Linked DNA regions of Homo sapiens: region 2 is linked to region 1. The links are chromatin loops, found by intact Hi-C in ENCODE. Cell type or tissue: CD4-positive, alpha-beta T cell. All regions are shown on one strand.

Region 1 (2,500 bases):
AAGAGCCCCCTGGCATCCACCTGTCCAGATGTGCATAGTTACCAGTGCTCCTTGGGCCCAGGAGGGAAGGAAGGGCTGGTCTCCACCTGGCTCCAGAGTTTGGGTCCTCCAGGCTCCGCCCCCGCACCAGGCCCCGCCCTTCACAGCCCCGTCCACGAGGCCCCGCCCCCAACTAGCTCCTCCCCTCTAGGCATCGCTCAGGAGAAGCACTGCCTCTCTACATCCAGGCACCGCCTCTAACTCCACCCTCTCTCCCAGGCTCAGCCCCTAACCTCCCCTTCCTCCCCTCTGTACAGGTCCCAGCCTCCAGACCCCGCCCCTCCTACCTGGACACCGAGGCCGCACGCACTTCTGCGCCTCCAGAGGACGCCCGGGACACGCATCCCCAGCGGGGCTTGGGCAGTGGCGGCGGCGCAAGCGACGGCCTGGCCCACAGCTCCCCGAGCAGGGACCCCACGGGCCCCACGCGCCCCACGAGGCTTCTGCGGAAGGCAGGGACGGAGATCAGGTGGCCGCCCTCCCCAGGAACTGCGCCTCCGGGTAACCTGGGACTAAAGGACCCTTCTTCCCCAACCCCCTCACATATGTGCATCCAAGGGCGGACACTCCAGAGAGCAGATCTGCCATCGCCCCCACCCATGCTCCCCTAGGCGCGCCTGTCGAAGACATAGTTTAGGTACCGACCCACCTCCCCACCCCCGCATAAGGTCCCGGGGATCAGTCCTGCTTTTCTCCCTGCATCCTGCACGCATTTGGGCTCAAGACACTCCACAGAACTGAGCTCTTACAGATGCTCAAATGAGGGCAGCGGGAGGGAGATGCGTTCCAGGGGGCCGGACATGGGTCCTGACCCGCTGGGCCTCCTGACGGTGCACTTGGGCCCCGCGCTGTTCCCAGCGCCTCTCTTCAAAAGCCCCGCCCTGCCTGGCCCCGCCCCCTGACGTCGTCCTACGCCTAAGGGTCCCCCGGCTCTTCCCAGCCACGCCCACACCCACACGGTCCTGCCCCTCCCAGCCCCACCCACCACGACTCTTCCCGGCGTTCGCCAGCCCCGCCCATTCAAAGCCCCGCCCCCGTCATCCAGCCCCGCCCTCACCTAGTGGGCAGCGGAAGCGCACGTGGTAGTTGGAGCAGCGGCGGCCACGCGGTTGCTCGCGGTTGAGGCACCAGAAGCCGCGCGTGGGGTTCAAGTGCACGCGCTCGCCGACGGCGGACGGCAGGGCCCAGTCCGTGGTGCGCGCTTCCAGCGCCAGCGGTCGCGGGCACACGCGCGCTGGCCCGTAGTAGAAGCGGATGGCAGCCAGGCTCTCGAAGTCGCCGTCGCCTCCGGGGTGGTCCACGTTGAACCAGGACGTCCACTCGCTGGCCTCTGCGGGCACCGCACGCGCTGGGACCAGGGCGGCGGCCTGTAGGCCCCCATGCATGCGTGCAAAGGCCTTACTTGCTGTCTCAGCCCCCTCCCCCGGTGGGCACCGGCTAGCCGAGCGCGCCCACGACCCGAGCCAGCGGCCTGAAACAGGTGCAGGGCAGACTGGGTTCCCCGCGACCCCAGTTCTGCCGCCCAGGGCCTGACCTGGTCCATCCCGGTGCGCTGAGCTCTTGCCTCTGTCTGACCGGCCTCTCACTTAGATCTTGAACTTGGGGCATCACCTCCAGGGGCTGTCATGTCCGGGGACCAGGACGGCGCCGGGCCCTTCGTCTAGTGTGTGCCCTCTCCTCACACGACCCCAGTAGCCCAAGCCCCACCCCCAACAAGCCCGCAGCAGAGACGGGACTCCGAGGCAGGCTAACTCACCTTCCCAGTCCTCCAGGGCTGGTGAGGGCTGGCCGGTGTACACGGACCGTCTTTCCAGGCCCAGTGCAGTCGCCATTGGCTCCTCGGTGGGGGTGGCGTCTGTGGGTGAGGAGTGGGGAGAAGGAAGCACGCTGCTACTGATGGGGACCGCTGGGAGCCTCCTTTTAGGCAAGGTGCAGCCACGATCATCCCCCCCCTTTTTTTTTTTTTTTTTGAGACGGAATCTCCCTCTGTCACCCAGGCTGGAGTGCAGTGGCACGATCTCGGCTCACTGCAGCCTCTGCCTCCTGGGTTCAAGTGATTCTCACACCTCAGCCTCCTGAGTAGCTGGGATTACAGGCACGCTCCACCAGGCCTAGCTAATTTTTATATTTTTAGTAGAGACGGGGTTTCACCATGTTGGCCAGGTTGGTCTCAAACTCCTGACCTCAGGTAGTCCGCCCGCCTCGGCCTCCCAAAGTGCTGGGATTACAGGCGTGAGCCACCGTGCTTGGCCCATGATCCCCATTTTAACAGGAGGGAAAATTGAGGCTCTGAGAGGCCAGAACCCAGCTCTAGCCCCAAGGGCTGCCATACACTCTCCTCCAGCGCGCTGCCCATGACCACCACCAGGCCCCCAAAGCCAGGTACCTCTCTCTGACCTAGCCCTAACCCCCCGGCTGGGGAAGTGCAAGTACCACCCAGTTCCCCTAGGCTAGAGTCTCC
Region 2 (2,500 bases), 51 kb before region 1:
CCTGGTGAACCCCAGGAATGGCCTGTCGGAGGTATGCAGGCAGGTCCCTCAAAGCTTGTCTCCTGGGGTCAGCTTCACCACACCACAGTGTCTGGGTGTTCCTGCCCTGCGGTGGTCTCTGAAGGCCAAGGACACCCTCAGCGTATGCATTTCCTCCCAAACCCTCCTTCCCAGAAACAGCTGTCCTCCTCGGTGTCTAGAGGAGCTGTTCTGAGAACAAAATAAACCCTGATTAGTTGCAGAGCTTTGAATTTAGCTGGGAGAACCAGATACGGGCCACAGTCCCTTTGCTGAGACCCTGGGACTAGGTATGTTGCAGAATTCGAAAGCGTTGGATTTAAGATGTGTCACGTTGGCCAGGTACAGTGGCTCACGCCTATAATCCCAGCACTTTGGGAGGCTGAGGCAGACGGATCACCTGAGGTCAGGAGTTCGAGACCAGCCTGGCCAATATGGTGAACCACCCCCCCACCTCCCTCACCCACCCATCTCTACTAAAAATACAAAAACTAGCTGGGCATGGTGGCGGGTGCCTATAATCCTAGCTACACGGGAGGCTGAGGCAGAAGAATCACTTGAACCTGGGATGTGAGGTTTGCAGTGAGCTGAGATCACACCACTGCACCCCAGCTTGGGCGACAAAGTGAGACTCTGCCTCTAAAAAAATATAAAAATAAAAAATAAGGTTTGTCACATTGATGTTCCCAGTGAGGACTGAGGCGTGGCCTGAATTCACACAGTGGTGTTTGGCACCAGAGCAGGGACAGCCTGGCACGTTGGAATGTGTCAGGCTTTACCTCCACATGAGCATGAGTGACAGCTTGTGTGAAAAGCTTCGGATCTCAGATCTCGAGTGGGTAGGCAGCTCCGAGGCGGTGTGCTGAGCCCCAGAGGCCCCTTGCAGACCCACTCGGCCATCCCATCCTGGGCCGTTCTTGAGAAGGGGCCTGCTTTGCCTTCTCCACCCTGTGACTGTGTCTCTGGGGAACAAGAAGTTTCTCAGCCAGGGCTGTTGTGCTGCAGGAACCCTTGCTGTGCTGTAGGAACGCACAGAGCCCCATTCAGAGGAGTAAATGTAAATAATGCATAACATCAGGGAATGCCTTTTTGTCTTCCTGACTAATGATTGGCCTTGCTAGTAGTTGGCAGGCATAAGCCATTCTCATTCTTTCCCTTCCTCGTCAGCTGGTCGGATCTGTTGCAATTACAGAATCGGGTTCTGTAAATTCAGCCAGGAAGCTGGGGTGTCATGGTGCTCATGGGGCTTTCCTGGGTCCTAGCAGTCACCCTGAGGCCTATGAGTCACCTCTCTGGAACTGAGATCCTTTTTCTAATTAGCTGTACCCTGGGGCTGAGTCCCATGTACATTTCTTTAGGGTTCTTGTGGGAGTAGACCCCGGCAGCTGGGGGACTTATTCTCCAGGTTGATTGGAGTATCCTTTCCTCCCCTCAGTCTCAGGGTAACTCACAAATTGAGCCCCTGAGTCTCATCAGCTGGGTGGCTCCAGATACTCAACGCAGGGCTGTTTACATTTGAATTAATTAAAACCAAATGCAATTAACCAGTGCATTCCTCAGCCACACCAGCCACATTTCAAGTCTCAGCAGCCACACAGGGCTGGTGCCTCCTATAATAGAAAGGTCTAGAACATCCTATCATTGCCAAAGTGTCTGTTGGACAGAGAAGTGGATCATTGTATATAAATATACAGATTAAGGAATCTGAAAACAACCTGATGTCCATGATAACTAGAAAAACAAAATGTGTGTCCAGGCGCCATGGCTCACACCTGTAATTCCAGCACTTTGGGAGGCCAAGGTGGGGGGATCATTTGAGGTCAGGGGTTCGAGACCAGCCTGGCCAACATGGTGAAACCCCGTCTCTACTAAAAATATAAAAATTAGCTGGGCGTGGTGGCATATGCCTGTAATCCCAGCTAATCGGGAGGCTGAGGCGCGAGAATCACTTGCACCTGGGAGGCGGAGGTTGCAGTGAGCGGAGATCACGCCACTGTACTCCAGCCTAGGTGACAGAGCAAGACTCTCTCTCAAAAAAAAAAAAAAAAGAAAGAAAACAAAACAAAACGTGGTCCATCCATGCAATGGAGTATTATTCAGCCATAAAGAGGAATGAAGTATTGGCACAGGCTGCAACATGGGTGCACCTTGAAAACATGATGCTGGGTAGGAGAAGCCAGATGTGAAGTGTCACATCACATGCTGTGTGATTCCATCAATATGAAGAGTCCAGATCAGGCAAATCCATAGAGACAGGAAGACTCGTGGTTGTCCCGGGGCTAGGGAGGGGGCGTAAAGAGTGACTGCTCATAGAGACGGGGTATCTTTAGGGAGGATGAGAATGTTAGCTAGTGGTGGTGGTCGCACAACCTTGGAAATAAACTAAAAACCACTGAAGTATTCACTTTAAGCAGATGAATTATATGGCATGTGAATTATATCTCAATAAAGCTTACCTCAAGGATTGAGGGTCTTTGGTAGG

Evidence for each region. Peaks named below come from ENCODE experiments on the same cell type or tissue, not always from the same donor. Only the 100,000 strongest peaks of a DNase experiment are listed, where the experiment ranks them.
Region 2: a loop joins it to region 1, with 2.0 times the contacts of the local background. A loop is called at or near these places in 2 of 110 quality-filtered maps.

Annotation. Positions count from the first base shown.
Region 1 is chr19:19,539,073-19,541,572 of GRCh38, reverse strand. CILP2 (cartilage intermediate layer protein 2) reads right to left here. Exons shown (of 8, transcript NM_153221.2): 2 at 1,796-1,894; 3 at 1,097-1,369; 4 at 327-482. Among named protein-coding and RNA genes, the nearest start is that of CILP2, 2.1 kb to the right of the region's middle. RefSeq lists enhancers at 99-393, 1,308-1,970 and a silencer at 225-494. In CD4-positive, alpha-beta T cell, no CTCF peak of the experiment used is centred here; DNase peaks (open chromatin) are centred at 212, 1,002 and 1,822; H3K4me3 peaks cover 996 bases.
Region 2 is chr19:19,590,037-19,592,536 of GRCh38, reverse strand. All of the region lies in intron 2 of PBX4 (PBX homeobox 4), which reads left to right. Among named protein-coding and RNA genes, the nearest start is that of PBX4, 27 kb to the left of the region's middle. RefSeq lists enhancers at 1,035-1,084, 1,245-1,404. In CD4-positive, alpha-beta T cell, no CTCF peak of the experiment used is centred here; a DNase peak (open chromatin) is centred at 1,256; H3K27ac peaks cover 2,215 bases.